Linked DNA regions of Mus musculus: region 2 is linked to region 1. The links are chromatin contacts, found by Hi-C or POLR2A ChIA-PET in ENCODE. All regions are on one chromosome and are shown on one strand. Each heading gives the region's core, a stretch centred on a gene start or an enhancer-like site at or near the end of the contact. The rest is flanking DNA. Distances are from core to core; before and after follow the strand shown.

Region 1 (3,644 bases), core at 696-3,195:
TTCTTTCCTTCCCAGGCTTCACTACAGTGATGGATGAGGGATAGGTCTGCAGTTTATTTCCCTTGGAAGCCACCTTGCAGGGTTCCATGACTCCTGCTATTTAATAAAGAACACTGCATGAGTCCTGAGTAGATGGATGAGCAAATATTCTTGGCTGAAGAACCATATGCCCTTCCTGATATGCATGGCTAGAAGGGGAGGAGGCAGGAGACAGATGGGGGATCCACATCTGAATAAAGGGGAAGATGAGAAGGCTCAGTTTTACTGTGTATTCTGAGGGACACAGAACCCTGACTATGGGTATATGCTGCCCCCTGATGGATGTAGGGAAACAGTTTAGTCTTTGTCCTTTAAGGAAAAATTGGACTTAGGGTATTTAGAACGGTTGTTTGTTTGTTTGTTTGTTTGTTGAGGGGAGAGGAGGATTACAAATGGATATTAAATTCTTCCCCCTTTATCTACCACAGCTATGACTAGGTCCCCCAATACAAGTTTGTATTTGAGGATAGAATTTGATTCTTGGTTGTTGTTGTTTTCCGAAACAGGGTCTCTCTGTGTAGCCCTGGCTGTCCTGGAACTTGCTTTGTAGACCAGGTTGGCCTCGAACTCAGAGATCCGCCTGCCTCTGCCTCCCGAGTGCCGGGATTAAAGGCGTGCGCCACCACTGCCCCACTTAGAATTTGATTCTTGAGGAGGATGTGGAATTCCAAACCAATTTTGTTTAAAAGATTCTACTTCTTTTGCCCACTTTACTTTTTATGTAAGATAGGATCGACTTTATGGTAGCCTTGACAATCTGTTTTGTATTTCAGTGCCTTTTCTTCTGATTTATCTATTTAAAATATAACTGTGGTGGGGGTTCTTTTTCTAAAAGCACATATTAATTATTTGAAGCCTACTAGGACTTCATAAATTTCATGCTTAGCACATTCCTCCCACCACTACTACCTACACGTCATCCATCCATCCATCCATCCATCCATCCGTCCATCCATTATATTGAATGTGGATAACTCTTGGGGATTTTCACTGTGCCTTTCATCTTTTGTGGTGTTTTCTACCTACTGAGCTGTTGTAACTTAAAAGTAAAGACTTTAAAAGTGCCTAGGGTACTTTTTGCAGCTAGGCATTCTGCAAGCACAGCATTTTTCCATGTAAGACAGACAGTGAAGCCCACTGAGTGTTAAACACTGTGGGTAGCCTCCAGTCTGTCTGATAAACAGACATAAATGAAGATCTTCTGTCTCTGGGCAGCAGTGCATCCTAGGTCTGTGCATATAGCTGGGTGTTATGTTTGGCTTCCGTGTGCTCTGATGTGATCTTGCAGAGATTTTGTAAGATTTTAAAAATAAACGTCTGTCTCTCACTCTGGACTCTATTTTATATGACGGCAGGGACCATGTCTTTTTTTTTCGGCAATGAATTTTACTCCTAATATATAAGTAGGAGCTCAATCAGTAAGAATTGAAAATATGATTTCGTACGTAGTATTTGTTCTCTGGGGATTTTAGTAGATACAATTTGTCTCTGCGGCCAAGTGACAGTTTGTCTCATGTTTTCTGAGGACATGTGACTAGTTCAAATTATGTATGTTACATGCTTGTGTCTATGACGTTTTGCATATGTGTTTTTTTCCCCCCGCGTGATATGTGGCAACTCTTCAGAAAAAAACTTATTGAACACCCACTCTATGTCAGATGAGGGCAGGCTTAGGGGGAAAATGACTTCTGCCTGCTTTGGTGAATTTGGGGTCGAGTTCCTAAATGAAAGATTTTAAGAGAATTTTAAGCTGTTGATGTCAAGTTTCCCCCAGTGGCGGGGGCGGTGCTGGGACTGCACAGAGACCGTCGTTCAAGAAGCTCCGCCCCCAGGACGTCATTTTTCTTTTTCTTTCCGGAACTATTCCTTCCAGTCTGCGTTTCCTCCCGGACTCTTTTGAGCAAAGAGGACTTCCTGAATTTCCCGGCAACTCGGCACCGCCTTCCTGCCAGAGCTCATCCCAGCCCTCGCTCGCGCCGGCGTGAGGTGCTCGCAGCCTCACGCGCTTGTCTCTCGGTCTCATGGCCGGTCTGACTTTATTCGTGGGCCGTCTCCCGCCCTCGGCTCGCAGCGATCAGCTGGAAGAGCTGTTCAGTCAGGTGGGTCCGGTGAAGCAGTGCTTCGTGGTGACAGAGAAAGGTAAGGAGTGGGATGGTGCAGAGGGCATGTGCAAAGGTATGGGAACAACCCAATTTCAGGGAGCTCTATAGTTATGATCTGTTTGTTTTGAGACAGGGCTCTCACTCTTTAGCCCTAACTGGCCTCGGATTCGCTACCGGTAGCCCGTGTGCTTCTGCCTCCTGAATCCTCCGATTAATGACGTGAGCCATCCCAGCAAGTTCTTTGCTCTCTCCAGAAGTACGGGACCGGGAGCTAAGATTCTTTTCTAAACGGACTCAGCTGGAGATCGGCCAATAAGGTTGATTTATGAAAGGCAAAGCACTCACTTAACGTTTCCATTGCGTTTTCCCCTTTATTACGCGTGTTCAGGAGTTCAAACGCAGGCCCATTAGCTTGGAGTAATGGTAGTAATCCCAGCATCTGGGAAGGCTGTGGCAGGAGGATTGCTGGTAATTCGAGGACAGCCAGGTCTATATAATAGCGAGTTCAGGACAACTTGGATTACATAGCGAGACCCCGTCTTCAACAAACATCCCAAAGTAACGTTTAATAAAGCACCAGTGCGGCTTATTGAGATGGCTGCTAGGCCGGAAGAGTGCTTAGTTTGACATGGGTTAACTTACTTAATGTTCTCAACAATCTTATAGGACAAAGAGCCTTAACCCCATTTTTTTTAAATAAAGGAATATAATCTTTAAAGACATTAAATGGTCTGGAGTTGATCTGGCTAGTGAGAGGACTCAGTTTGATTAGCACGTTAGCACATCCTATGCATTCATCTGTTTATTTATTTATTACTTGTTGGATGCCAACTGTATTTTAGAACATTGCTGGCTGCCCTTAGGATACAACAGGTGTGTGACACTAAATCACTGACGCAGATTCTGTTCTCATACACTTATGGTTTGAAAGACAGCCAACAAATAGCCAAACTATATGTTGATAATGGTGATAAATTTATGCTAAGGAGAAAAGTCAAAAGAGGGAATGTGTGTGTGTAGATAGGGTGGCTAGGGAAGACCTGTTTGAGGAGAGTGAACTAAGAACTGGGGGGATAAAACAGTCTGAATTCAGGAAACAGCAACCTTGAGGATATTAAAGCAAGTATGTCCTTGTGTGAGAAGAGAGCTTGGTGGCCAGGGTGACGAGGAAGTGAATGAAGGTGTGACAGGAGATTCGATCACACTGAGTCCTCAGATTGTGGTGTTTACTAGAAAATCCTATTTCTAGTTGTGTGGCTCAGCTTCAGCACACACCTTTAATCCCAAACAATTGTAGAAGGAAGCACCCATGTTTGAAAGTAATATCTAATTGAGAGACAGATAAAATGAAAGACTTGGCAGAAGAATAAATTATGTCCAACTTTCACGAGTACATCGAGAAGAGATCTCAGGACCCACTTCAACCTGATAGACAGAAAGAACCAACTCCTACCAGATTTTTCCCATACTTTTGCACACACATAAGTAAATAAATGTTACAAC
Region 2 (3,644 bases), core at 764-3,263, 1.2 Mb before region 1:
GGAGCTCTGCCTGGACTGAGATCTGTCTGCTTCTGCATCCACATGCTAGGTCCATGGGTTTCAAGTTTAGGAACTGTGTTAGAGTTAGGAGCCATAGGACGTAAGCTGAAAGAAGAGAGATGATCCTGCTGTCCTCTCTGCTCACTGTCCCTACACATCAGTCTTCAGCTGCAGGCTTTGGAAGATCCAGTACAGGTTTCTTCCCATGAACCTCATCCACTTCAGTAGTAAGACTGGGTTTCCACCTGGTAGTGGTGGCACTTGGGAGGAAGAGGCAGGCAGATCTCTGTGAGTTCAAGGCCAGCCCGGTCTACATAGCTAGTTCCAGGACAGCCAGGTCTACACAAAGAAACCACTATCTGAAAAACAAAAGCAAGCAAGCAAGAAAGCAAGCAAGCAAACAAACAACAACAACAACAAAACTAGGGTTCACAACCCCCCCATCTCTCCTTCTGCTGCTCTATAGAAGTGCTCTCTCTCTCTCTCTCTCTCTCTCTCTCTCTCTCTTTTTAAAGATTTATTTTATGTATATGAGTACACTGTAGCTATCTTCAGACACAACAGAAGAGGGCATTGGATCCTATTACAGATGGTTGTGAGCCACCATGTGGTTGCTGGGAATTGAACTCAGGACTTCTGGAAGAGCACTCAGTGCCCCTAACCACTGAGCCATCTCTCCAGCCCGAAGTGTTCTTTTTAAAAAAATGATTTAATTTTGTGAGTATACGTGTGTGCCTGAGCATAGATATGTACTCATGTTCATGCAGGTGCCTGGAAAAGCAAGAGGAGGGCATCAGATGCCCCGGCCCTGGAATTACAGGTGGTTATGAGCTATCCAACTTGAGTGCCAGAAATCAAACCAAGAGCACACAAGCTGAAAGTGCCCGTAACCACTGACTCGCCTCTCTAGCTCCCCACCTCCCCCTTTAAAAGAAACTTTTTAAAGGTTTATTGATTTAATGTGTACGAACGTTTTGCCTGTGTGTATGTATGTGCACCATGTGCCCCTTGGAGGTTGAAAGAAAGTCCTGGATCCCCAAGAACTGGAGAAGGGAGAGTTCTGAACAGCCACATAGATGCTGAGAACTGAATCTAGGTCCTCTGCAAGAACAGCAGATGCTCTTAACTGCTGAGTCTTCTCTCTGAGCCCCACTCCCTTTTAAAATGTAACCTAGGCTGACGCTGAACTTTGCAGGTAGGTCTGGCCTGGAGTTTCTAATACTCCTGCTACTATCCTTGAGTGGCAGAGGCATCAAACGTGGTTTCTCTCAAGACTCCGAAGCCAAATTTGGTGCTCAGTGGGCCTTCTTTGGAGCATGTATAGTCATAATTTTTAAATTATAGGAAGGGCATGGGGGTGTAGCTCCGTGGTAGAGTGCTTACCTAGTTTGTGTGAGGCTATGGGTTTGTTCCCCCAGCATTGACAACATCGCCTCATTTGTTCACTATTTTATCGACAGTTCCAGGTATATCAAGGCAATAGTTAAAAACATTTGCTAAAGAAGGGAGGATGGTGTCAAAGCCATAAACTTCCTCCACTAACCACACAATCCTAGGAAGGGTTTCAAGTTCCTTGTTCTCAGTTAAACACTGCCGTTTCCTTACCTGGAAAACAACGTAATTTAGGAGAGTCGGTATGGCTTTTATGAAAGTATGACTTCCTACTGAAGCTGGAGAGACATCACCTTTACAACTCTTTTTTTTTTTTTTTTTTTTTTTTTTTTGTGGTGGCACACGGCTTTAATCCTAGCATTCCGGAAGAAGAGGCAGGCGGATCTCTTGAATTCCAGGACTGCATAGTAAACTCTATATCAAAAAAGAAAACTCTTTGTTAATCTAAATATGCTAATTCATCAGACAAGCAAATAACTTAATCTTAAACGACGTAACCACTCTTAAATTCTTTTAGATAACCAAGAAAAGGTGGGGCTTGCCGTCACTATTTTGATAGGTCAGAGGGCGGAGCTTAACTCAGAACGTAAATTCCTGAGCCTAAACACGCGAGGGGACCCATTTACGGCCGGACCAAGATGGCGGCTACCAGTGAGGGGCCGCTGTTTGCTGCGAGTATTGAAAAGACTTGGGGTTCAGTCGTTCGTTCCCCTGAAGGGACACCCCAGAAAGTTCGGGAGCTGATAGATGAAGGAATTGTCCCGGAAGAGGGAGGCACAGAACCGTGAGTCATCTAGGCTGTGAGCGCTGGAGTGGCTTGGGGAGCAACCGCTTGGAGCAGGGGGCGGGGGACGCAACGGGTCCCTTCATCCGTGACTTGGTGGGCGAGGTAGAATTCTTCCTGAGCTCTGAAGAAGGCTGGCCTTCTCTGTTGCTCGGCTTCGGTAGCTTCTGGATGTACCTGATTCCGTATCACCAGCGAAATTTTGTAATAAACCTTTTTTTTTTTTTTTTTAAATTTATTTATTTTACATATGAGAATAGCATTGTCACTGTCTTCAGACACACCAGAAGAGGGCATTGAACCCAATTATAGATGGCTGTGAGCCACCATGTGGTTGCTGGGAATTGAACTCAGGACCTCTGGAAGAGCAGTCAGTGCTCTTAACCACTGAGCCATCTCTCCAGCCCTTTTTTTTTTTTTGAGAGAGAGAGAGAGAGGACGGTCTTAAAGGTATAGAGCAAATTACACGGGATTGTAAATGAAGCAATCACACAGTAAATAGTTAGCAAGATAGTAAAATGAAATTATGTGATAACATGTCGTTTCCCTCCTTCACTCCTTCCTTCCTTAATTAAATAGTTTATACTGGGCTGGGAATTAGATAGCTTAGCGTGCACTCAGCTCAAGATTTGATTTCTAGCACTTTATTAAACTGGTAGTGGTATCATACAACATTTATTTATTTATTTATTTATTCTTGGTTTTTCAAGACAGGGTTTCTCTGTGTAGCCCTGGCTGTCCTGGAACTCACTCTGTAGACCAGGCTGGCCTGGAACTCAGAAATCCACCTGCCTCTGCCTCCCAAGTGCTGAGATTTCAGGCATGCGCCACCATTGCCCGGCATCATACAACTCTTTTAAGTTCTTGGAACTCTCCGTGCCAGGCTAATTTGAGGCCCTGTGACCCGAGAGAGGTGTAGAGAAGAGGGAGAGGAGAAAAAGAGAGTTAATATCTAGTAGCATGTCTACAAACAATCATAATTTTGAATTAGTAATACCATGAATACTATTTCAAAATATAGTCAGCCTTAATGTGAATAAATTTTTTTCTCTTGGTGACAAATTCACAAATATTTTTCTTTCTTTCTCTTTCTTTTAAATGTATTCATTTGTTTTATGTATGTGAGTACACTGTAGCTGTCTTCGGACAAACCAGAAGAAGGCATCAAATCCCATTACAGATGGTTGTGAGCCACCATGTGGTTGCCAGGAGTTGAACTCAGGACCTGTCAGTGTTCTTAACTGCTAAGCCATCTGTCCAGCACTTTCTTTCTTTTTTTTTTTTTTTTTTTTTTTTTTTGGTTTTTCGAGACAGGGTTTCTCTGTCTAGTCCTGGCTGTCCTGGAACTCACTCTGTAGACCAGGCTGGCCTCGAACTCAGAAACCCGCCTGCCTCTGCCTCCCAAGTGCTGGGATTAAAGGCGTGCACCACCACACCCGGCTTTTCCAGCACTTTCTTGTTCTGTCCT

The links. Hi-C counts contacts between places; a loop is a spot of excess contacts on that map. ChIA-PET counts read pairs that join two places held with the same protein, here RNA polymerase II (POLR2A).
Region 2: a loop to region 1 is called in a map of v-Abl transformed pro-B cells, with 5 times the contacts of the local background. The contact joins the promoter of Zc3hc1 here to the promoter of Rbm28 in region 1. A Hi-C loop is called at or near these places in 1 of 37 maps with a recorded cell type or tissue (v-Abl transformed pro-B cells). POLR2A ChIA-PET finds 5 or more read pairs at or near these places in 1 of 5 experiments (embryonic stem cell).

Annotation. Positions count from the first base shown.
Region 1 is chr6:29,163,025-29,166,668 of GRCm38, reverse strand. It overlaps Rbm28 (RNA binding motif protein 28), which reads left to right and starts at 1,945. Exons shown (of 19, transcript NM_133925.2): 1 at 1,945-2,178. The coding sequence starts at 2,061.
Region 2 is chr6:30,389,389-30,393,032 of GRCm38, reverse strand. Zc3hc1 (zinc finger, C3HC type 1) reads left to right here and starts at 2,013. Exons shown (of 10, transcript NM_001311086.1): 1 at 2,013-2,176. The coding sequence starts at 2,031.